Regions from separate parts of the Mus musculus genome. Here regions 1, 2, 3 and 5 are each linked to region 4. A link is a loop called in an ENCODE intact Hi-C map of the cell type or tissue named here. Cell type or tissue: left cerebral cortex. All regions are shown on one strand.

Evidence for each region. Peaks named below come from ENCODE experiments on the same cell type or tissue, not always from the same donor. Only the 100,000 strongest peaks of a DNase experiment are listed, where the experiment ranks them.
Region 1: a loop joins it to region 4, with 5 times the contacts of the local background. A loop is called at or near these places in 18 of 42 quality-filtered maps.
Region 2: a loop joins it to region 4, with 4 times the contacts of the local background. A loop is called at or near these places in 21 of 42 quality-filtered maps.
Region 3: it touches region 4 in a loop (5-fold over the local background); 37 of 42 quality-filtered maps call a loop at or near these places.
Region 5: a loop joins it to region 4, with 4 times the contacts of the local background. A loop is called at or near these places in 33 of 42 quality-filtered maps.

The regions. Positions count from the first base shown.
Region 1 is chr15:8,567,087-8,572,086 of GRCm38, reverse strand. No RefSeq gene overlaps it. Among named protein-coding and RNA genes, the nearest start is that of Gm46508, 13 kb to the left of the region's middle. In left cerebral cortex, no CTCF peak of the experiment used is centred here; DNase peaks (open chromatin) are centred at 2,364 and 2,818; H3K4me3 peaks cover 1,406 bases.
Region 2 is chr15:8,379,998-8,384,997 of GRCm38, reverse strand. All of the region lies in intron 1 of Nipbl (NIPBL cohesin loading factor), which reads left to right. Among named protein-coding and RNA genes, the nearest start is that of Nipbl, 62 kb to the left of the region's middle. In left cerebral cortex, a CTCF peak has its summit at 2,608 (motif pointing left); a DNase peak (open chromatin) is centred at 2,585.
Region 3 is chr15:8,587,083-8,592,082 of GRCm38, reverse strand. All of the region lies in intron 1 of Gm46508 (a long non-coding RNA gene), which reads right to left. Among named protein-coding and RNA genes, the nearest start is that of Gm46508, 6.9 kb to the right of the region's middle. In left cerebral cortex, a CTCF peak has its summit at 2,127 (motif pointing right); a DNase peak (open chromatin) is centred at 2,142.
Region 4 is chr15:8,443,090-8,448,089 of GRCm38, reverse strand. Nipbl (NIPBL cohesin loading factor) reads left to right here and starts at 3,627. Exons shown (of 47, transcript NM_027707.3): 1 at 3,627-3,965. LOC102634078 reads right to left here. Exons shown (of 3, transcript XM_017316813.1): 2 at 4,126-4,375; 3 at 2,227-4,027. The coding sequence ends at 2,799. In left cerebral cortex, CTCF peaks have their summits at 1,517, 2,625, 3,992 and 4,230; DNase peaks (open chromatin) are centred at 2,608, 2,841, 3,431, 4,276 and 1 more place; H3K4me3 peaks cover 4,534 bases; H3K27ac peaks cover 2,226 bases.
Region 5 is chr15:8,575,151-8,580,150 of GRCm38, reverse strand. No RefSeq gene overlaps it. Among named protein-coding and RNA genes, the nearest start is that of Gm46508, 5.0 kb to the left of the region's middle. In left cerebral cortex, a CTCF peak has its summit at 2,392 (motif pointing right); a DNase peak (open chromatin) is centred at 2,419.

The DNA.
Region 1 (5,000 bases), 120 kb before region 4:
AATCCTCATGACACATAATGACAGCCTCAAACTTCTAAGTGCTCGGCACATGCCAGGTAAGTATTATCCAATAAGGTAAGTATTATCATTACCCTCACTTTACAGATGTGAACATTGCAGGTTAAACGGGTTAAATAATTTGCCCAAATCAACCTAACTAGGCAGTTAATTAACTTAGTAAGTGACAGATCTGGGGGACCTGTACCTCCCTGCTAATTGTGCCTTTACAGAGGAAGCCTTTAGTATATGTTTATGAATTAATGCAGTGTTGGCTACCAAAATGAGCAGAATGTGTGGCCTCCCATAGATATCCATACCCCAATCCTAGGAACCTGTAGACACAGGAGATTAAATTTTGAAGAGGCATTAGGGATGCAATTGACTCTAGGTTTGCTAATCAGGGCACCTTAAAATAGGGAAATTATCCTTCGCGTCGATACCTAGATGGGCCCAATGAGATCATATGGGTCCCTAAAAGAGGATGAGGGAATTGAAGATAGCTCTCAAGACGATTCGATTTATGGATTTGAGATGTCATTGCTGATTCTCCAGAGGGAGGAAGGTGCCCCTTGGAAGACGAAGAAATGAATTTGGCCTGAAGTCTCACACAATAAGACAGACCATGTCAGATTTCTAACCTACAGAAATGTACGATGATAGACTTGGTTATCATAAGTACAAATTTGATATTTGTACTGATCTTTTATGAAGGCAGCTGACCCGAGGCAGACTGGTTCCAGATCCCCAGCCAAATCCAAACTATCCCCAAGAACTGGCATTGACTGACCCGGTGAAAACTGAGTAAGCCATTCTTTTTAGAACACGAATAACTGACCCTACCTCCACAGCAGTTCTTTGTAGGCAGAGATTATGCCACACACAGTATAGCCTGATTTCTGGGCTGTGCCTTTCCTATTCAGTCCCCACAACTGTTCTGAAAATGACTTTACCAAGAACGATGTGAAACTGAGAGTCATGTGTTAATGGCAAAATTTCCTCAGGAAGATTATGATGACAATCAAAACATGTATGGTATCCTTTTAAAATATCATTACTCCTGTTTTTATTCCAAAGCACTTCCCATGTATTATGTTAGGTGTCTACGCCAGGCCTTAAGTGTGCCTAAGTGGCAGTGTCAAGTGCACACCATGGCTTTTGGATTGCAGTTTTTGAATTGATTCCAAGAATTTTATTCGTAAAATTCCCAAATAGCACTGTAAGGGGGAGAAAGCATTCTTCTGAAATGGGGGAAAGCTGCCAGGTAAGTATTGTAGTAAGAGATATGGAGCAGGTATGTGACTGTGACTGTGCTCAGCTCCACGACCCTACTTGCTGAGCCCACACTGACCTAGTGGTATTTAAGTATGTGTGGGCTGTAACAGATTGGCGAGGCTGATGCTGGCATTCACATCCTATTTCCTATTGCTTATTCAGCTGCCTTTGCTGGATATCAGTAATCACCAAGACCCTTTCCTCTCTGCCCCTTCATTCTCAAATGAATGGAGGACACATTGCTCTCAGCTAGTGCCATTTGTAGTTTATGTCCTATAGTCATGCAAACAAAAATAGCATATATATATATACATTTGTATGTATACATGTGTGTGTATTTGTACATATACATATGTATGTATATGTGTATGTATACATATGTGTGTGTATGTATGTCTGTTTGTGTGTGTGTGTATATATATGTATATATATATATATATATATATATATACATTCATTAACATCTTTAGGAAGTAACTTTCTCATGTATAGAATGGCAACATTAAAAGGTTTTGTTTGAAGCCTTTAAACAAAGGTGGTGGCGCACGCCTTTAATCCCAGCACTTGGGAGGCAGAGGCAGGCGGATTTCTGAGTTCCAGCCAGCCTGGTCTACAAAGTGAGTTCCAGGACAGCCAGGGCTATACAGAGAAACCCTGTCTCGAAAAACCAAAAAAAAAAAAAAAAAAGGTTTTGTTTGTTTGTGTTTTGCTTTTGCTGGCCTCTGTGCTGTTAAGGATGGCCTTGAACTCCTGATCACCCCCTGCGCTGAGAGGACTCGAGATTTTATGTGGTACTGAGGCCCATACACAAAGCACAGTGCTTGCTAGGAAGGCAGTCTACCAAATGAACTATGTGCCCAGCCCCTGCTTACTTCTCTACAGGTGACGTTTATATAGTGACGTGTGTGTTCCAGCAATAGAGTCAATAGCACAAACAAGCACCTCCTCTTGTGAAGTTACGTACGAGCTTCTGGGAGCCTTTCAGAAAAAGTGAAACAACTTTGCCCAAGGTCACATATTTGACGAAGGGCAGCCAGTTTGGGACAGCTCACTGTATCTGGAAGGCCGTGTACTTTCCACCCTGCCGCGCTATCTCGGGTTTGTTCCCGATTCCTTCAGAGCCACCTGTTCCCATCCTCATGCCACCCACGAGAAGATAAAACAGAACTGACTCCCCAGGAACTCCAGAGAAAACAAGAACGCGGGGGGGGGGGCTGGGAAAAGCACGGGCTCCCTGGAGTACTGGGTCCCCCCGTGGGGGTGGGAGGGGGGGTGGGGAGAAGCCGTTGCTCCGCTGCACCTTCTTGGCTTCTCTGCACCCGGGCGCCGCCGGAGCCGGTGGCCAGAGCGATGCTAACCGCAGGCAGGTGCGCTCAGCCCCGCAGTGCGCGTGCGCACAGCCCGGCAGGACGCGCCCGCAGCCCCGCCCTTCGCTGCCGGGTGGAATCCCTCCCAGCTGGGCAGGAAAGCAGTTGTTTGCTTCCTGGTGGAGCGTTCCACTTGAAACGCTTCCACGAGGGCTGTTCTCGCCTCCGACTCCGGGAAGAACTGTAATTAACACAGCAACAAACGCCCACGACGCTAACTGGCAAAGGGAGTGTAACACGAGCCCCGCTGCTCCAACCGAATTGGGCCAATTGCTTGCCTTCCCTCCCTGCCTCCCGATTTGGTCTGTTTTGGTTCCGCACTCATCCAACTGGAGCGTTTCTTAAAACATGTCAGGGGCTGGTGTTTGTGTTTGGAGTCGAACAGTTTCGCAGCCGTCGCTGGAGACGGTGCTCGGCAGGCTGCTGGGCTGGGGACTCGCTTTCAGCTAGTAGCGCGAATGTCAGGTAGAAAAGTTCAGAGAGAGGCTAGAAGGATGCGAGGGAGGAGGGAGACAGCGGGGCCTCGCCCGCCTTCAGTTGTCTGTAGTCGGTCTGTTGTCTTCACCTTAGCAAGACAAGTAGAACCGGTCTGTCTGCTCTCCAACCGGAGAGGGTGGGGCATCCCAACGCACCTGGCGGCAGCTGCGTCCCTGAGATCAAGCTTGGGGCGACTGAAGAAGGGACGGGGCGGGCTCCCGGGGGTGGGGTGGGGGGAGTATGTGCACACAGTACTTGGGTCTGCAGGCGTGCCCAGCAGGCGTTGCGGTGGCCAGGGTTCAGGGATTGTTTTGGTTCTTTGATCTGTGTGTAAGTTGTGATGCTTTGGTTATATTTAACCTTGCATCTGCCGTGTACGGTCCACTGCCCAGCAGCTTCTTGAGAACTGGTTTTGGATAGAATCTCCAGGCTTGCTATAGAACTCTTTTCTGCCTTCAAACTCTTAACAAGACTCTTTGATCAGCGACCTCCCCTGTCGGCTCACTTGGTTCAACGGTTGCCCGGAAGGCATCTGGAGGTGGGGCGCAGTTGGTAGTGTGCCTAGCAGGCATGAAGTCCTGAACTGAGGATTCCCCACCACATCATAGACCTGGTGTAATAACCTAGCCACTTCCCTAATCCCAGCACACCAAACTTGGGGGGCTGGAGGACCCTGAATTCAAGGTGTTTGCCGACAAAATGAGTGAAACCAGTCTGGCTTTTGAAAGACCCCATCAAAAACAAAAGAACAAATAACATTGTACAAAGGGAGATTGCTTTGAGAAATACTGCAGCCTTGTTAAATGTCTGCATCTGTGTGATGTTTAGAAGTAGCTCTCTGGTAACAGACAATGGAGAGAGAGAGAGAGAGAGAGAGAGAGAGAGAGAGAGAGAGAGAGAAGCTTGCTATGCAATCTAGTAGTAAGCACTTGGAGGATAGATGTGGAGTCAAAGCCCAAACAAGAAAGATAAGCATGAGGTAATAGGACAAGTTACCCAAGGCCAAAATGAAGATCAGAAGAACAGCTTAAATGGCAGGTGTTACACATTTAGTGATGTGTTTATAAAGAGATAAAGAAAGGAGGGGGTATGTTTTATGGAGGTATTAGGGGAAGGGGGTGCCTGGGCAGGCCCATGATGAGGCATCCCTTCCCCCTGAGGGACCAGCCACAGGTCGGTGGTGTGGGGAGGGGAGTCAAGAGGGTAGTAGAGGCAGAGAAAGTCAGAGAGGGAGAGAGAGAGAGAGAGAGAGAGAGAGAGAGAGAGAGAGAGAGAGAGAGAGAGAAAGAAGAAGAAGAAGAAGAAGAAGAAGAAGAAGAAGAAGAAGAAGAAGAAGAAGGAGAAGGAGGAGGAGGAGGAGGAGGAAGAGGAGGAGGAAGAAGAGGAAGAGAAGTAGAAGCAGGCCTTGAGCACATGGAGAGAGAGGGGAGAAGGGGATGGGGAATGGGAAGAGAGTGAAGGGGAGCAGAAAGGCAGGAACAAGAGCAAGAGGAGAGTGCAAGCAGCCCCTTTTATAGTGAGTCAGGCATACCTGGCTGTTTCCAGGTAACTGTTGGGTGGAGCTTAGACAGACTACTAACATTTAGTATATCACTGTTCTGACTAGCTACTACCAAGTGTTTTTGTGTCTACAAAGTCACATGTACCTATATATACACATATGTATGTGTATGTATATATATATATATATATATATATATATATATAGTGTGTGTATATACACTTTATGTATATACTTTATATACTTTGTTTGAAATATATAGACATACATACTTTGTAGTAATAGTATATAGATAGTGCCTTACAAATAGTAGGTGACTACTATTTATTGAGTCAAAATCAGGGTCCTTTTATATAAGAGAGAAAAACTCTTAGCACTTTAGA
Region 2 (5,000 bases), 63 kb after region 4:
GATGGCTCAGTGAGTAAAAGCACTCACTGACTGCTCTTCTGAAGGTCCTGAGTTCAAATCCCAGAAACCACATGGGCTCACAACCATCTGTACAACTACAGTGCTCATATACATAAATAAATCTTTTTTAAAAAGTTTTATACAAACTGTTCTCAAAGTCTGTATCTAGCCTCCACTCTAGATTTACACTTAAACACACACACACACACACACACACACACACGAAAAATAGGCAGTTGAAGTGTGTAGAAATCAGAGTTGTACGTACTAACTGGAGTTAGCAGCATAGAAGTGCTGATTTGTTTGTTTTTTAAACTGTAGCCTGAAGGAGATCTCTAGGGGAATGAGGGCAGGAAGATGCAGAGGAGCAAAGTAGGAATCCAGGAGGAGGGAGGGAGCATGCACAGTCTGTACTGTTGTTTTGGGAGACGAGGAAGAGAATGGTCAGTTGTAAATGTTGGGACAAGTGATGAGGGCCTGCGGCTTGCTTGTTCATTGAGTTAACAATGTCGTTTTGATGACTGACTGTTGTGAGGCATTTGGAGAAATGGTGTGAGTGAATATAGAAATGTTCAAGAAAAGTTGAGATGAGGATAGACAGCTGAAGAACCTTGTGAAAATAAATAGGACTACTAAGTAGTAATTGGGGGAATCAGGTTTTTGTTTTGTTTCATTGGGAATATGGAACATTAATACCAGGTACATATGTCTTGCTGATTAGAATGATTCAGTAATAAGAAAAATTGTACAAAAGGCTTGCTTGAATGGTATCTTTAGATCAGAGAGAGAGAGATTATGTGCATGCAATATATGATGGTTTTGTGCATAGTCTGTAGTCTTTCAAAGTTTTTTGGGGGGTGAGGGGTAATTTTCTTAATGATGTTAAATGTATATGGATGTTTTGCCTACATGCATGTCTGTACACCTTGTATTTGGCTGGTGCCCATGGAAACTAGAAGAGGGAATTAGGTCCCTTGGAACTGGAATTAAAGATCGTTTTAAGCGTCAATGTGAATACTGGGAATCAAACATGGGATCTTTTGGAAGAACAACCAATGTTTTTAACTGCTAAGCCATTTCTTCAGGCTTTGATCTTATTTCTTTTTTTTTTTTTTAAGATTTATTTATTATTATATGTAAGTACACTGTAGCTGTCTTCAGACACTCCAGAAGAGGGGGTCAGATCTTGTTATGGATGGCTGTGAGCCACCATGTGGTTGCTGGGATTTGAACTCTGGATCTTCGGAAGAGCAGTCAGGTGCTCTTACCCACTGAGCCATCTCACCAGCCCCTGATCTTATTTCTTTAACTAAAATTTACTAAAATATCTGAATCTGATCCCATTTGTTGTCCCAGTAAGATGTATTAATTAATGAACTGTGTACAAATCTGTGCCATATTATGATCAAAAATCAAAGTAGCCAGTTTCTTGTAAAGGTTTGTAAGTCAAAGGTGGGCATGACAGTGCTTTCTTGAGTTAAAAGTTAGCTAGGGCAGATATTGAGAATCTGCCTCCAAAATATAAGAGGGAGGGGGAGGTGAGAAAGGAGGATCTTTTTTTTTTTTATTGATTATTTTACTTATTTACATTTTAAATGTTATTCCTGCTTCCTGGTTTCCCCTCCACAAGTCCCCTATCTCACCCCTCTCCCGGCTTCTATGAGGGTGCTCCCCTACCCACCCACCCACCCACTCACTCCCGCCTCACCGCCCTAGCATTTTCCTCATTGGGGGATCAAGCCTTCACAGAACCAAGGGCCTCTCCTCCCATTGATGATAAGGCCATCCTCTGCTACATATGGGACTAGAGCCATGGATCCCTCCATGTGTACTCTTTGGTTGGTGGTTTAGTCCCTGGGAGCTCTGGGGGGTCTAGTTGGTTGATATTGTTGTTCTTCCTATGGGGTTGCAAACCCCTTCAGCTCCTTCAGTCCTCCCCCTAACTCCTCCATTGGGGACCGTGTGCTCAGTCCAGTGGTTGGGTGCAAGCATCCGAGTCTGTATTAGGCTCTGGCAGGGCATCTCAGGAGACGGCCATATCAGGCTCCTGTCTGCAAGCACTTCTTGGCATTGGCAATGATGACTGGGTTTGGTGGCTGCATATGAGTTGGATCCCCAGGTGAGGCAGTCTCTGGATGGCCTTTCCTTCAGTCTCTGCTCCATTCTTTGTCCCTATATTTCCTTTAGACAGGAGCAATTCTGGGTTAGAATTTTTGAGAAGGGTGGATGGCTCCCAGGATCCAACAGGGATGAGATTAGCTGAAACAACAAAGGGGAGAGTGAACCTGTAAAGACCATATCCAGAGGTTAGGCATGAAAAGGGAATGACTCTTAAGACAGCTAGATGCCACCACAAGGCTAAGACTACTTGTAATTTAATATTAATACAGAAGTTACTGTATATCTAAGTTTTTCTTAATTTTGCATGCATCAAAAAAAGTTTCGCTGTGTGAGTGCTTAAACAAAACATTACACACTTCATCACTTCTTGCTTTCTAATGATGTTGAGTCATCAGTTTGGAAAAAATTGGCCAACTTTCCTCACAGTAGTTTATTAAGTTTTTTACTTTCCCACTTACAATAGTTGAAAGTGTGCCCTCTTGTGGCGTTCTTAGATTGCAGATTATCATTCAAGCAGGTTTTGCTTCAAACCTGAGAGTTAAGTCTTTACTGTTATACTTTTAAAACTGGAACTTAATTCGAAAGAAATAAAATAGTGGCTTTATTTTATACTTCTAATACCATCTCTGTTTAAGAAACCTTTTACAGTAGTCTTAATTAGGGGGTGCAGAGCACATATTTCTTTTGCAGTATTAAAAGGACAAATTATTTTTATGTTGGGGGGAAGATAGACTACCAAACTAAACTGTAGTAGCACTTTGACACATCTTCTATGAAATCTTTGTAATTTAATTTAATTTCTTATCATTTTGAGACAGGGTCTCATGTAGCTCTGTGTAGCAGAGGGCTTCTTTGATTTCCCAGTTTTAGTATGTGCTTACTATACCCTATTTTTGAGGTGCTAGGGACGGAATCCTGGGCTTCATGCATGCTCATCAATGGTTCTACCAACTGAGCTACATCCCAAAACTCCACTCTATAAATTTCAAAGTTACTCTGGGATTCAAGACTAGTTTTTCCTGATGTAGTTTGTATGTTTATATATTGAGATGGCCAGGCTTTTGTCTAGCTACTTGATCCTAACTATATTCAGCTATAACTATTTAAAGTCAGTTCACATGAAATAATTGGGGGGGGGGGTGTCAGGAAAGCAAGTGTTTATTATTTTGTTCCTTAGCAAGCACAACTTCTTTTTAAACTGCTCTTGGAAAACTGACAATCCCAACCTGACTTGCTTAGTGGTAACTTTTCCCTCTATAATAAGTTCAGTAGCGTAAGTGTACGCTTCTGCGTTGTGTCTGTACAGTTCATTATACATAGTAACATAAAGCTACATGGTTTAGGCATATATACATAAACATTCTCAGTATGTAGTGTGGTGATTGCAGGGAGCTACTAAAGGTAAAGCAGGTGTCCCAAATAGCTCTGTCCCATTTTATACTGTTGTTACTTCATGATGGTAATTGGGAATTCTAGAAAAGCAAAATGTTGGAAAGGAAATAGATTTTCACAGGAGGTGCTGATTGATAACTTTGATGTTGAGCTAGGATTTGAGAAAGATCTGTTCATCTGCGATGAGTAAAATGCGAAAAAGAATCCGGTCTTGAGTAGTAGATGGGAAGGAGAATCTGAAGGGAGACTCTTGTGACTCGTGTGAAATGATCACACAGTGCAGGGTAGATTTACTTACTTACCTCTGCACCTTGTTTTCAAATGGACTTGAGGCCATTTATAAAATTAAACATAATATTAACTAGAGTAATCAAATATATGAGGGTGTATGTGTGTGCCTGTGTGAGTCCTGCCCATACAGATGTGTGTGAAGACCAGTGGTTGATAAAGGGATGTCTTCTTCAAAACTTGTCCCCACATTTTGAAGCAGGATCTCTTAGTGACCTTTGAGCTTGCCATTTAGACTTTGCTTCCTCTTCCCTCCAGGATCTGCTCACCTGTGCCTGTCCCAGTGCTCGGCTTCCATGCAGACAGACAGCTTTCCAATTCAGCCCTCTCCCTCGCCCTAACTATGCTAGCTTTCCTACACCCCCCCCCAAATTTACATTAACAAAGAAAAACATCAATTACTTAAATAGTCCATATTTATGAATTTTGGATCAAAGATGAAAATAATGTTATATAATGACATAGCAGTGACGATTTTGAAGTACAGCGTCAGACATGTGTCTATTCTTCAGCGAGGCTCTAGCAGTGTAGTGTATTGTCGTATCCTTGCATCCTTGCTTTATAGCCTTTTTCATGCCCAAGAATATAAAATTGGCTTAGAAATGCCTTTATTCAGGCTAATTGTGGCACCAGAGGTCTGTAATCCTAGCACTTGCTGAAGCAGAAAGCTTGTTGAATTCAAGGCAAGCCTGGGCTGTATAAGGAGATCCTATCTTCAAAATACATAAATAGGTAGGTAGGTAGGTAGGTAGGTAGATAGATAGATAGATAGATAGATAGATAGATAGATAGATAGATAGATAGATAGATATCTTAAGCATGAAAGAAAAGGAATACTCAAGTTCAGATCCTAACTCTTGTAGCCATAACTATTCAGGTCCTAAGACTTAAGTTTTCATCTGGAGAATAAAGATAATCATTATGATAACCTTCTTATGTTATAATTGGGAAAGATACATATATGTGCCTGGCAGGTAAGAAGTGCTTAAAAACAGACGTCCTTCTACACTGTTCCTTCACTTCCTCTAGTTTCTGCTTTTGCAGATTTATCAGCCTTTATCCAAAATGCTTGGTGTCAAAGCTGTTGTGTATTTCAATGTTTGAGTGTGGTGTTTTGTTTTGTTTTGTTTTAGTTTGGGAATATTTGTATATACGTAGTGAAGTACTTTGAGGATGAAACCCAAGTCTGGTCATAAAAT
Region 3 (5,000 bases), 140 kb before region 4:
ATTATTCTTCCTGAAATTATAAAATAATTACAATATTTCTCTGCTCCCTTTCCTCCATCTAAGCCATCACACATACCCCTCCCCACTCTCCTTCAAATTCATGGACTCTTCTTTCACCAAGTGTTATTGCAAGCACAAATGTTTATATACATATACATATATATTCTCCTTGGGTGACTCTAAAAAAGCACCCAAGGAGGATATATATGTATCTATAAATACATTATTATATATATACATATAAAATATAAAATGTAATATATTATATAATACAGAATACATTATATAATATATAATGTATAATATAATATATAAATGTATAATATATAATATATAAATGTATATACTGGCTAGATTTGTGTCAACTTGACACAGGCTGGAGTTATCACAGAGAAACGAGCTTCAGTTGGGGAAGTGCCTCCACAAGATCCAGCTGTAAGGCATTTTCTCAATTAGTGATCAAGGGGGGAGGTCCCCTTGAGGGTGGTGGCATCTCTGGGCTCGTAGTCTTGGTTCTATAAGAGAGCAGGCTGAGCAAGCCAGGGGAGGCAAGCCAGTAAAGAACATCCCTCCATGGCCTCTGCATCAGCTCCTGCTTCCTGACCTGTTTGAGTTCTAGTCCTGACTTCCTTTGATGATGAACAGCAATGTGGAAGTGTAAGCTGAATAAACCCTTTCCTCCCCAACTTGCTTCTTGGACATAATGTTTTGTCCATGAATAGAAACCCTGACTAAGACAATAAATAATATAATATATGATATATATAATATAATATATATGTATCCTAACTTACTCCATGCTTACTGGGCTACATCATCTTATTCACTGTGAATTCCTGGCCATGATGTTATCTCTGGAGGCTTATGGCAAAGTTTAGGGGCAAGATATGAAGAGCCACAGGAAGATAGACTGCTTGTCTACCCTGCTGTTGTTTAGGGTCACCCAGGGAGGATATATATGTATATATGTATGTATATATCCTAAATATAACCTGTTCAGTTTACAGTTGTTTTCCCTGTGAATATACAAATTTTTGTAACTTTTCCTATGTAGCCGGCTCTGCAATTTATTTTTGTTTTTGGAAATTAAGCAGTGTAACACAGCCCCATGTTATGGGAATATTGACACATCCATCTCAACGTGTCTTAACAACTGTTTCATTTGATTGTATGTACACATTCAGTCCCTACTTAGTTAAATCACATGTAAGTATTAGACAGGGTCTCTTCTCCTTTGTAAAGCTATTCTTAATCTTGTAATTAAAATTTGGATGCATGCCTCTTTAAACACAAATGTAACTCAACAGAATAAATTCCAGGATGTGGCCTTGCAGATGGCCACTGGGAAACTGCGCTCTCAACCTTCTATGGACAGTTTATTGTGAATGAAGAGGCTCAACTTGTGAAGCTTCTCACACACTTCGGTGTCCAAGAGAAGGAGATGGAATTGCCAATAGGAGTTAACAACATTAATCAATTCAGAGCTGAAGCAGATTGAGTCTTGAACAGGTTAATCATCAATGAGCAAATTCATAGAGAAGTCAGGGCCCAAGAGTGATCCCAGACGATGTGCAAGCTGGCGTTATGTCTAGTGACTATAAGACCGCTCCTCTTCAGGAATACCCATGTATGTAGGCTGGGAAAGGGAGTCTCTGGGGGAAAGGAGCTGTGTCAGGCTCTGTGGGCATGGCTGTGTGAAGTCTCGGTGACCCAAGTTCACGGCACCAGTATCATCAACCTTCATTCTTCGCAGCAAGCAAAGAGGAGCTTCCTGCCTCCTGTGTGCCATAGAGGTGACATAGCCACATGCCCGTGGAGCCCCTTTGTTTACGCAAACACTAACTTCATCGCTGCAGTCATGTGAGGGACACATAGCAAGCACACAGACACGGACACTGTATTTGAGAGTTGAACATTTGTGTAAAAATCAACTCTTTCTTATAGTTTTGAACGTATATAAACATATTTTATGTGGTAAAAATAGTAGGCCAGACTTTTAATATTAATATCTCAACAAAAAGTGGGAGAAAGATCTTGGATACATTCGGTTTTGTTTTTGTTATGGTTTTTGTATTTCATTAGCTACACATCGATTTTGTAAGAAGTAAATGGGAATGGTCATTCCAGGATCTGCCACCAGAGGGCACTGACGCAAACCCAATCAGTCTCACAATGCTTCTCAAATAGCTTCTCAAAGCTATTGAAAGCGTCCTCCGTGAACAGAATGCCTTCACTTCCTTCACTTGAGGAAAACTTTGAATACAACTACGTCACGCTAGAATTGACTGGAAGCACAAAGTATTTTACGTGCAATCATGATATGGGTGTGTATTTCCGGATTTGGTGTATGTAAATGTCTTATTAAAAGTAACCATATAGCTAGGTGGGGTGGTACACATCTTTAATCCCAGCACTGGGGAGGCAGAGACAGGTGGATCTCTGTGAATTCGAGGCAAGCCCGAATAAATAGAGAGTTCTAGGACAATTGGGGCTAAGAAACCCTGTCTCAAATATACATGTGTTTGTATGTATGTGAAATATAGATATATAGTTATATATAATAACATATATAATTCAATTGTATGTATTATAATTGAAAATAAAAAGGAGCCCAGAACATGTGCAGAATGCCTTCAACTCTTCTGCTCATTTTTCTGGATTTTCTAGTTCCCACTCTTTTTTTGGTTTTTTCAAGACAGGGTTTCTCTGTGTAGCCCTGGCTGTCCTGGAACTCACTCTGTAGACCAGGCTGGCCTCGAACTCAGAAATCCGCCTGCTTCTGCCTCCCAAGTGCCGGGATTAAAGGCGTGCGCCACCATGCCCGACAAGCTCCCACTCTTTATCACAAGCTCCAATGAGGCTGTACAGCAAGTAGGGCGTCTGAACAAGGGCTGGCTCCCAACCCCAGTTTTTCTATGTGATAATTTCACAATCTCCAGAGAGCCTTGGTTCCCTCACTTGTAGGACTAAAGCAAGTCGGAGCTTGCAAAACCTTTCATGATGTGTAAGGCTGTTCTGATAAAGCCCCCAAACACATTCAGGGTGATCACTTCAAGGCTGGCATTTAAGGGGATCACATGGAAGGTCCATGTTCACTAAGATGAAAAAAAAACAAAAACAAAAAAACCTACCACAGGCTGGAGAGATGGCCCAGCAGTTAAGAGCACTGACTGCTCTTCCGAAGGTCCAGAGTTCAAATCTCAGCAAACCACATGGTGGCTCACAACCATCTGTAATGAGATCTGATGCCCTCTTCTGATGTGTCTGAAGACAGCTACAGTGTACTTACATATAACAATAAATAAATCTTTGGGTCAGGGCGACCAGGGCCAGAGCGAGCTGAGGACCTGAGTTCGATTCCCAGCAATCACATGATGGCTCACAACCATCTGTATAGCTACAGTGTACTTGTATACATAAAATAAATACATAAATCGTAAAAAAGAAAGAACTGCCGGGCGTGGTGACTCACACCTTTAATCCCAGCACTTAGGAGGCAGAGGCAGGCAGATTTCTGAGTTCGAGGCCAGCCTGGTCTACAGAGTGAGTTCCAGGACAGCCAGGGCTACACAGAGAAACCTTGTCTTGAAAAACCAAAAAAAAAAAAAAAAAAAAAAAAAAAAAAAAAGAACTACCATTATTCCTACAGTAAAGACAAGGAAACTGTCATATATGTCAGACGTCACACACAGAGCTAATAAATGGTAAGAAGACCCATGTTATTTTTACTTTCCACACCGCCTTCCTGTGGAGGGCAGACAGAAACTATGCTTACATTAACTGAAATGAGAAGGCCCACCCTATATATGAGACATAAGAGAAGAATCAGTTCTGCTTTTTGCCTGCTTGCTTTGAGTCTTGTTCAGGTGTTCATCTACCCTACTGCTGCTACTGCCATCCTTCCCTGAGCTTCTTCAAACTTCCAACGTGGACTGAAGACTAGTGACGCTCCAGAAATCATTCTCCAGCCCTTCAGGGTTAGATTAGGACCAAGCAGACACCCATTCGCTCAGACTGAACAACCTGCTGGGTCTCAGTTTCTCCAGTGTGAAGACAGCAATGTTGGACTACCCTGCCCGTATTGAACAAGCCAACCTAATCTAGGTCCTGTTAATATATCGTCCTTCTATTGGGTCTGTTCCTATAGAGAGCCCTGACTGATACAGCTCCCAGGACCTGCGTGAGGAAACTGATGAATGTGCTTCCAAAGCAGGTTCTAGGGGGTCGGGGGATGTGAAACACAATTTGCTTTGAAACATCAAAAGAACTTTACAAAACAAATAATTGTTATCTGCATTATTGCTATCAACCCCACTATGATCAGATTCATCAGAAGTCGAGCAGGTCATATGGTAGCAATGCACACGAACTGTAATCCAATCCCATATATAAATTATATATATATATAATCCTCAAAGAAAAGTAACCATTCTGAGGAACAGGCAACCCATCAGTTACCGAGCTAGGACAAGGACTGAATGGAGGCTCTGAGACACGATCACAGGTGGTCCAGGACCTAGAAGGTAGCCAGCCACACGTGGGTGAAAAAGGACATGCACGGAGTGATGGGGTCGCAGGAGCCTGACTCTGCTGACAGCGTAAGGTTTCAGAAGGGGTTTCACGTAGCCCAGAGACTCCTGGGAAGTCTGAACCCCAGGTGGCCTTAGCCCTGGAACCAAAGAGAAAGATGTTTACTGCTTGTCTCTGAGCCGGCCCCCATCACAGCTCCTTGTAATCGGGATTGCCTTTGTCCCTGCCGTACCAGTAGCTCCCTCGGTGACTCTTCACAGCCTCAAATCAAAAAGGCCCAACACCCTCCTTCTCCAGCACAGGAAGAGGCCTTGCCAACATCTGTCCTGAAGCATCAACGTCAACTGCTTTGGGCAGCAGCACCCCCAGAGCCCTGGGCTCAGTGTGTTCTTGTTGCACAGGCAGTGGGAAGCAGAGGCCTGCTGCTGCTGCTCCAGCAGGCCAGACAGAAGCTAATTACAGCAACCTGA
Region 4 (5,000 bases):
CATCACTCTCAGAGCAACTGAGTCTATGGAAGGTCTCAGTTTGGATCCACTGTGTGGTGGTCCATACCAGAAATTTCAGCAATAGACAGGCTGAGACAGGAGGATGGGAATAGTAAGACCGGCCTGCACTATATAGTGAGGGGCTGTCTCAAAACAACAGGGATCTGAAATTTAGGCGAGCAAAATACAAATTGATTCTGTGAAGAAATACTCATAAACCCTGAAATTATTTAATTCTGTTGTCGGAAGACCCTTCAAAGAAAGCGAGCCCTTGTCTTCTTTCATTCCTTATTTTATATGAGGTGGCTAGAAAAGAGCTAATTAGCACCTAATAAATCTTCAGTAGGTTTTGAGGGAATAAATTAAAGTTATTAATTTTAGGTGTTGGGGAGATGGCTCAGTTGGTAAAATACAAACATAAGGACCCGATTTGAGTCCCCAGCAAGCTGGATATAGTAGTGGGCATAGTAGTGCCCATGTGTAATTGCAGCACTGGGGAAGCCAAAAGAAGTAGCTCCCTGAGAATTTTAAACTGGCTAGTTCACTTTAAGCACAGGTCCTCAAGTCCCTGGAAGAAACCTCTTAAAAAGTAAGGTGGACAGCTCCTGTCACACACGTGTACACTCTCACACATAAGAACACACACGCAAAATTGTATTAGTTTAGATGAAATGCCGAAACCATGCCAAGATTTTGTACCCAACAGCATATCAACTGTCTCTACTGAAGCATGCACAATCACTAGGTCACCAGTAACATTCAAGGAAGTTTGCAGGAGGGTAAATAAATCTGCTTCCGTGGGAAACGGAACGCATGAGGAAGATTCTAAGCCACTTGGAAGTTACTTAAAATCTGTTTTCAAAACTAATTAATACGGTGCAGATTGACTCTACCAAATAATATTTAATTATTTGGGTATAAAATAGCTACTAAAACAGTATCCTTGTCTAAAAATTCTGTACATGTAAAGAAAAGAAACAGAACTAAATAAAGTCTTTACTGTACAGCTTCCAGCCCACTGCTATATTAAATTCTAAGATCTACTCTCCAGCTACTGGGAAATAAAATTTCTTACATTTGTACTTTTCCAAAATGCCTTTCAGTAAGCTAAGTAAATCTAAAGAGACGTCAACCCCAACGGTGAGCAAAATACCAACACGAGGCTTCCCTCATGTTTCACAGAACCTGTATTTCAGAAAATCTAAAAATCCCTGTAGCTTTTGCTTTGACAGCATAATTAAGTAGTAACCGAAGTCCTTTCCACACCCTCTCTGAATCCCAGTGCCCGGCATGCATTAGGTCACCAATAAATACTTGCTGAATGAACTTTTCCAGTAATGCTGCTGTATCTGAGCCGAGCCAATCAAATTCTTAGACTTCGGTTCAGTCAGTCAGTCAGTCTTGCATGTATTTGCAAGAAAGGGGGGGGGGGGGGGCAGACAGGATTAAGAATGCATTTTTGTGAGTCACTAGAGTAATATGAATTAGCCCACTAGGGGCAAGGCCACGTGATCAACAAATGTCCAGGCCTCTGCCATGCCATCTAGAGAAACCTAAAAGCAATCATCTTTATGAGCTTTCGAATGTCTAGAAGAGAGCTTTCTCCTGACCTCTAATAACCTTATCTCGGTTCCATCTAAACATTTTTCCAGTTTTCACCGTCTTTCATAAAAGTTCTGTTAGGTATTGATAAACTCATAGTAAAGGGTAGAGTTCAGAAGTGAGGGAGGGGAGTGACTGAGCCATCCACAGCGCGCTATGCAGAACACCTGCGAAGGAAAGTTAAACTTCATTTCCTGAAGCCCTGAAGGCTACTGGGGAAAAAGAGCCAGACGAGATAGAAAGCCCGGAGGAAAAAATGAGAACGACGCCGCCAACATGGAAGGTAAACAGAAGTGCTGGAGGCACCAGGGTGACATGGGGCAAAACCCTGATGACGAGGGCGCCGCCAAGTCCCAGGGGCACTCTGGGGAAGGGGACGGCAGAAGCATGGCGAGGCTTAGTTCTATTTGCACGGATATCAAGCCCGGACCTTTTCCCCCACTTGCAGGACTCCTTGGGCCGAAGTCACCGCCCTGACTTACTCCCTCTGGTCGCGATAGTCATCTAGTGTCAGGAGTGCAGAAATGACAAAATCTTTAACACCTCACCCCCAGTGACTTCTAAAGCAAAAGAATAACCTGTAGGCGAGCTGTCCTATACATCAGTGCATAGACAAGCAAACGATTAACGCTGACAACTTATTTTATTTAAAAAAATATAATATGGTTCCTCCTGAGTAAAATGTGCTTACCTACTGGCACTTTTTACCTGAAGAATTAGCCCCCTTACAATTTATACAAAAACAAACAAACAAACAAGCAAGCAAACAGAAAACTGTGTGGCGATGAAATGCCCTCCGGTTTTACAGTAAGACACTACCATCGGGTACGGTACTGTATTCGTATTCACATTTTGTACTCCAGCCTTGTCCAGAGCCTCTGAGTTTTCAACATACAGAGGAAAACGATGTTTTGAAGTGCGCCGGTGCCGGGGCTCCGGTGCCCGGCGTCAGGATGGCCTGGGCTCCACCCACACCTAGATCGCAGCGCCAGAGCGACCGGCTCCTTGCTTGCACAGCGTCGCCTACAGGCCTTATCCCGACTACCAGGGAGGCAATCAAAACCACCGCCAAAAAGGAAAAAAAAAAAAAAAAAAAAAAAAAAAAGAGGCAAGTCCAGCAGCCCTCTCGTATTTCCAGAAATTAATGCACCACCACCACCACGATCACGATTCCAACTCAGCCAGGCTGGGAGTCTTCACCTCCGAGGACTGTGTTCTTCGCAGAAAATAACCCAGACAGACATAGGATCCGGCCGCTCCCGGGACGATCCATCCATCACGGCTGCGGGAACAGCGTTTGAAAGGTCGGCATCCAACCCGCCGGCAGCGGGAGCTCGGCTTCCCCCCGGGGCCCGGGGCCGGCCAGTCAGGGAGAGCAGCGCGGCCTCGGCTGGCCGCCTTCTCCGGGATTGAGGGTGGGGGGCTATGAGGCCCGGAGCGCCTGAGAAGAGGGAGATCCCGGCCTCACGCCACCACAGCGGACCAGCGCCCGGCTGCTGTCGCCTCGAGGGGGACCAAAAGGAAAAAAAAAAAAAAAAAATCAAGCCGGTCACCCGAGCAACGGCGTAGACGCCGTCTTGCAGAAGCGACCCCACGGGCAGCATCCACGGCCGTCCGTTGCACAGGACAAGGGCACGGAGCAGAACCGCCGCTGCTGCTCCCGCTGCCTCCGCCGCTGTCGCCGCCGCCGCCGCGCCTCCGGAGCCCGCGGGAGCCGGCGCGCTGAGGCAGAGCTGCGAGCCCGAGTGGCGGCGGCGGCGGTGGCGGCGGCGGAAGTGGAGTAGGGAAGAGGGGGTGGTTGTTAGTGTTTGGCGCCGGCGGAGGGAGTCATTCCTGCAGCTGCACTTCCGGTCGGCATTTTGTTCTGAGAGGGAGAGACGGAACGAGAGAGAGAGACACACACACACATACACACACACATACACACACACACACACACATACACACACACACACACACACACTGGGCTCCTTCCCCCCCGCCCGCCCTCCCGTCCCTCCCTCCCTCCGTCGGTACCGACTCACCCGACACCAGCAAAGCCGCCAGGGAGGGACGCCCCCGCCGCCAGGAGGATTGGTTCCCGGGCCCGCGGCGATGCCCCCCCGGTAGCTCGGGGCCCCCGGCCGGGTGTTTGTGTGAGTGTTTCTATGTGGGAGAAGGAGGAGGAGGACGAAGAAGAAGCCGCGATTTGTCTTCTCGGCTGCTCTCCCCCCGGCTCTACATGTTCCCCGCACTGAGGAGACGGAAGAGGAGCCGTAGCCACCCCCCCTCCCGGCCCGGATTATAGTCTCGCTCTCTCGCTCTCTCTCTCTTGCCACCGCGGCCTCGGCCTCCGCTTCGGATTCAGACGCCGATTCGCCCAGGTAAATTCCTGCTCTTTTATTTCGGCGGCGGCGGTGGCGGCGGTGGCGCCGGCGCCAGGTCCCTCAGCGTTTCTCCTCCTCGCTCCCCTCCCCGCCGTTTCCTCAGCGGCCCCGGGTCTCTTCCACGGGGCGAGTCGAGAGAGTGAGTTCGCTCGCTCGCTCCTCTCCGGCGGCAGCCACCCTGGGTGGCGGCGGCGGCGGCGGTGGCGGCGGGGTTCGTAGCCTCTCCCGGCCGGCTTCGGTGACGGGGAACCGGGCTCCCTGCCGGGCGGCCGGGGAGGCGTAGGCCCGGCGGAGAGTGCAGGCCGCGGGCCAGCGGAATCTACTTGAGCTCGGGGATTAGGAGAGCTCCGGGCTGAGCGGAGCGACTGCTGGTCGGTGACAGGCCTCGCCCGGGAGAGGAGCCGTAGCTAGTGAGGAGGCGGAAACAATACAACTATCAGCAAATGTGCCCCGATCGTCCCCCATATTTACAACTTTCCCGGTCCGGGAGTGGGGAACGTCCCAGTGAAACAAACAACCCCCCTTCTTCCCCCTGTGACCCCATGAAGGGAGGAAGTAGTTTCAGTTAGTGAAACAAATGTAAATACTCAGACACGGCTACAGTGGTAATTCTCTGCCAAACTTGTTTGGACGTTTTGGAAAGTTAATAAAGACTGGTTTCCTTTGTAAAAGGATCAAACCGTCCACATGTATATTTAATCTAGAAAACCCTAGCGTTGTGCACACTGCACATCCCCGCCCAGGAGCTTTTATGTTGTTTGACAGAGTGTGTTGCACATGGACTTTTTATTCAAAGACCAAGTAGAAAGAACTTGACAGGTTTACTCCGACACTTTGTATTTGTATCTGTTATGTAAGGATAATTTTAAATGACTACATAAAACTCTCTGGATACTTTTTAGCCTAAACGGGTGCAAGAATACAAAGAATTCTAAGTGTTTTTGAGCGTACATGGAGATAAGGATGAAACCTATTTTCTTTCAAAGGATAGAAGTTAAGTTGCACTTAGAATCTTTGGGAGGTTTAAAACAC
Region 5 (5,000 bases), 130 kb before region 4:
CAATGTCAGCCAGCTGAACACTGTGAGAGTTATCATTTGAACTGAAGAAGTCTGGGAGAGACCATGTCCTTAGCTGTGTGCTATACAGTATGTGCAAAGAAAAACATGAATAAATCCAGCCATTCCACTGAAGGTATAAAAACGAGTAAGGTCTGTTGTGACTTCTCTTGAGTAATTGTTAAAGACGTTTGTTTACCACAAGGCATTTTTAACATTTTAAGGTTCCAACATATAAGATCGTGCATATTTCTAGTTAAGTATCAGTGGTGATGGAACCACTCAGCAAGTGGTATAGGGGAACACTATGGGAAACAAGTCCACGCGTATGCACTCACACCCACCCAGCAAGAACACACAGGAAAGACGCAGGGACGCTTCTCTTTGCCGCCCAGCACCTACCCCTTGCCCAAGAAGGAGGCTGGTGTTTTCGCCTGCCTGCTCTCTGGAGGACAATTGAAAGCCCCCGATTGTATGAAGCAGGCAGCCTCTGCACACCAGCAGACCTGGCAGAGACTTGCAAGGAACAATGTTAACTCTGGAAACGGGAAGAAAGAAAAAACAAAACAAAACCGGGAGCAGCAACCCAGGAACTGGAGAGCTACTGCAGAACAGCTCGGGGGCACAAGCGCCACACCGCCCAGGCAAGAGGAACAGGGGGAATGGAAATGTATCTCCTTTCTCCGGGACCTGCTGCAGTCCCAGGGAGATCCTAAAAGATCTCCCGGTGAGGTAAAGGATGGACTCGTCCACGTGATGGTTCTTGATGTAGTGGGCAGTGGTCACAGGTGAGCTCCTGAGTCGGACATGGCTTCAAGTTCCACGTCCCCTCTTTCTGGCTGGTGGATTCGAGCCTGCACCTGCTTATGCTTTGTTCACACCAGTTTTTCCTTAATCCTCTCCTGTTTGCCTCCACGTTGAGTCTGACTGACAACCCACAGGAGCTACCCTCGGTTGCCTTCCCGTTCTCATGACTCCCTCAAAAGCCCAGGCAGAATTAACTCTTAAGAAACGCGTGAGTTCTCACCTCTGGACCTTTCCACTTTAGGTTCCTTCTGCCTTTCCTCCTCCCTTTTGATTTAACCTACGGAAACGCCTACCCAAGCTTTGGGTTTCAGGTAATTGCACTTGCTCTGAAGAAGCCTCCCCGGTTCTTTGGTTCTTTTCACCGTGCTCTCAGGAACCAGGTGCCTACTCTCGGGGAACAATTATAACCTCACACCTTAAGGTTGCTGTAATAGAGCACTGAGAACCGACACTGGTGGGCTGGGTGCTTGTTTCTCGGTACATTGACCACTGTGCGAGCTGCAAACCTCGCCTGGGCGCAGATGTACTCTCCACCTTGACCGTGGTTACATCTTTCCTACCTCCTCTATTTCACCTTCCGGCTAGCAGGGAAGTCCCAGAAGGGTAAGGCTTCTCTGTGCCTTGTCATTGATGTACTCTAGCTCAGTGTCTAGGACATACAATGAAGTTTACAAATGCATACGTGTCTATGCACTCAAGGTTCCCCTTGTGCAAAACTAAGGGATCAATACTCATGGTAGTTACATATAACATATAAATATATAAAATATAAACATAATGATAGCATTACAGAGCACCTGAGATGAGATAGAAATCAGTGAACAGACGTATAATGTGAGTTAGAGCTGTGCTGCTGCCCGTCCTGTAAATTCTATGGAAGAGTTAGATTCCCTGGGTTATGTACACGTCCTTCTAGCCACGTTACTGTCTCCCTACCCTACTTTGCAGTGCTTTACTTCACGTAAACCTGTGTTTCCAGGTCTTTGTTAGTCAGTCGATAACTGTGGCTTAATTGGTAACCATAGCCTAGATACTCAAATACACTATTCACATACCTTAGTATCCAAAATAATGAAATCTAGATGAGTGTAGCACCCGTATTTGGGAGGCAGAGGCAGAAATATCATTCCAAGTATGAGGCCAGTCTGGTCTTTGTAGGGAGTTCTGAGCCAGCCAGGGCTTTACCTGTTTCAAAATTAGATAGATAGATAGATAGATAGATAGATAGATAGAATCTTGTATACAACCACTGTAGTAATTTTCAATAACAGTTCTGCATAGTTTTCCCTCACCCCCAACCACCCTCCCCCACATGCACAAACACACACACACACACACACACACACACACACCTCTAGTCTCTGAGAAACACCAAAATATTTTTAAAGGACAAAGGGTTAGCCAGCTACTCTATTCAGCCACTGAGGGATACCTGATGCCAGCTAGAAGTTGAATCAGAGACAAAGACAAATGAAACATGAGACTCGTCCTGGGGAAGTCCCCATCTATTGATAGGACTGGGCACAAGAACAATCATCCCACTAGTGGAACAGAGAAAAACTTGGGGTAGTACCACAGCCTCCCAGAAGAGGGAGTTAGAGAACAACCTAGTCAGAAATGGCGTTGGCTAGCGAGCTCTTTCCAAGAGTCATGGCTCTCATTCACAGTCCCAGGGGAAGATGGGAACTAGTTCATCAGCATCTTTCTCATAAACACTGCTTCAATACATCATAAAGGCCAGTTCCACTGAACAAAGAAGTCACTGAGGACATGGTCCTCATCTGAATATCTCACTGTCACCAAAGTCCACAAGGCCAGGCTTGGAACCTGTCCAGCTGTGCTGACAGGAGTCAGGATTTCTAAGCCCTGGTCATTCTGTTTCACCCTTATGGGGTAGTTGTGTGAATGTGTGGCTGTATTTTGTTTTTCTCCACAGGCTAGTTTAAGTACAGACTTGGCCTTCACCTCTCACAATTCTTTGCTTTGTATCTGAAAACACAAGACCCAAATAAGATTCAGAATGGTTATTAAGTGCAAAGAGAAGTTAATTACGTGCCACAACGTGCTCCTTTATAATTGTTTCTCTCTGTCCCGAGCTTGGCTTCAGGGGAAAGCACATAAAGCAATCCACTGGCAGAGCCAGCCTTCTGAACAGGTGGCAAGACAGTGAACTAACAGCTGTAAGTTTCACACTCAGAAGGCTCCTCTGACCACACCCTATCCTCACTGGGCAGCTTGGACACCACAGTCTCCCAAGATAAAGAACCACACTACTTCCACTCACCGAGAGCAATATTTCTCAAAACCATCAAATACACCCCGGACACTCTAGACACTGAAGGCCAGAGCCCTGGTGAAATGCAAGTCTTGGAACAAGGTCACTTTGGAGTGGTCTCAGCTCCCATGAGTAGGAGCCCAAAAGGCACTGGCCCCTAGAGAAGCATATTGGTTTGTTAGGGTCACCAAGACAAAAGCACCATAAACTAAGTGACTTCAACAACCGAACTATATTTTCTCACCTTCCCACAGTCTTAGTTCATATGGTTGCTACCTGCTGTGTGTGTGTGTGTGTGTGTGTGTGTGTGTGTGTGCCTTTGTCCAAACCTCTTCTGATAGGAACACAAGTCAGGGGATTAGGGCTCACCTCATATGACATTTAGTTAGGTCCATAGAGACCCTTCCTTCCTTCCTTCCTTCCTTCCTTCCTTCCTTCCTTCCTTTCTTTCTTTCTTTCTTTCTTTCTTTCTTTCTTTTTTTATTAGATATTTTCTTTATATACATTTCAAATGCTATCCCAGAAGTTCCCCATACCCTCCCCCCGCCCTGCTCCCTACCCACCCACTCCCACTTCTTAGCCCTGGCATTCCCCTGTACTGGGGCATATAAAGTTTGCAATACCAAGGGGCCTCTCTTCCCAGTGATGGCTGATTAGGCCACCTTCTGCGACATATGCAGCTAGAGACACGAGCTCTGGGGTTACTGGTTAGTTCATAATGTTGTTCCACCTATAGGGTTGCAGACCCCTTCAGCTCCTTGGGTGCTTTCTCTAGCTTCTCCATTGGGAGCCCTGTGTTCCATCTTATTTCTGCTTTTTTTGTTTTTTTTTGGGGTTTGTTTTTTTTGTTTTGTTTTGTTTTGTTTTTTGTTTTTGTTTTTTTGAGTCAGGGTTTCTCTGTATCGCCCTGGCTGTCCTGGAACTCACTCTGTAGACCAGGCTGGCCTCGAACTCAGAAATCCGCCTGCCTCTGCCTCCCAAGTGCCTCATCTTATAGATGACTGTGAGCATCCACTTCTGTATTTGCCAGGCACTGCTATAGTCTCATACGAGACATCTCTAACAGGGTCCCTTCAGCAAAATTTTTCTGACATATGCAATAGTGTCTGGGTTTGGTGGATAATTATGGGATGGATCCCCGGGTGGGGCAGTCTCTGGATAGTCCATCCTTTCGTCTTAGCTCCAAACTTTGTCTCTGTAACTCCTTTCATGGGTGTTTTGTTCCCTATTCTAAGGAGGAATGAAGTATCCACCCATTGCTCTTCCCTCTTCTTGATTTTCTTGTGTTTTGCAAATTGTATCTTGGGTGTTCTATGTTTCTGGGCTAATATCCACTTATCAGTGAGTGCATATCTAATGACTTCTTTTGTGATTGGGTTACCTCATTAAGGATGATATCCTCCAGATACATCCATTTGTCCAAGAATTTCATAAATCCATTGTTTTTAATAGCTGAGTAGTACTCCATTGTGTAAATGTACCACATTTTCTGTATGCATTCTTCTGTTGAGGGACATCTGGGTTCTTTCCAGCTTCTGGCTATTATAAATAAGGCTGCTATGAACATAGTGGAGCATGTGTTCTCATTATCGGGAGAGGCATTGCTGGATCTTCCAGTAGTATTATGTCCAGTTTTCTGAAGAACCTCCAGACTGACTTCCAGAGTGGTTGTACAAGCTTGCAATCCCACTAGCAATGGAGGAGTGTTCCTCTTTCTCCACATCCTCACCATCATCTGCTGTTACCTGAATTTTTGATCTTAGCCATTCTGACTGGTGTGAGGTGGAATTTCAGGGTTGTTTTGATTTGCATTTCCCTGATAATTAAGGATATTGAACATTTTTCCAGGTGCTTCTCAGCCATTTGGTATTCCTCAGTTGAGAAATCTTTGTTTAGCTCTGAACCCCATTTTTAATGGGGT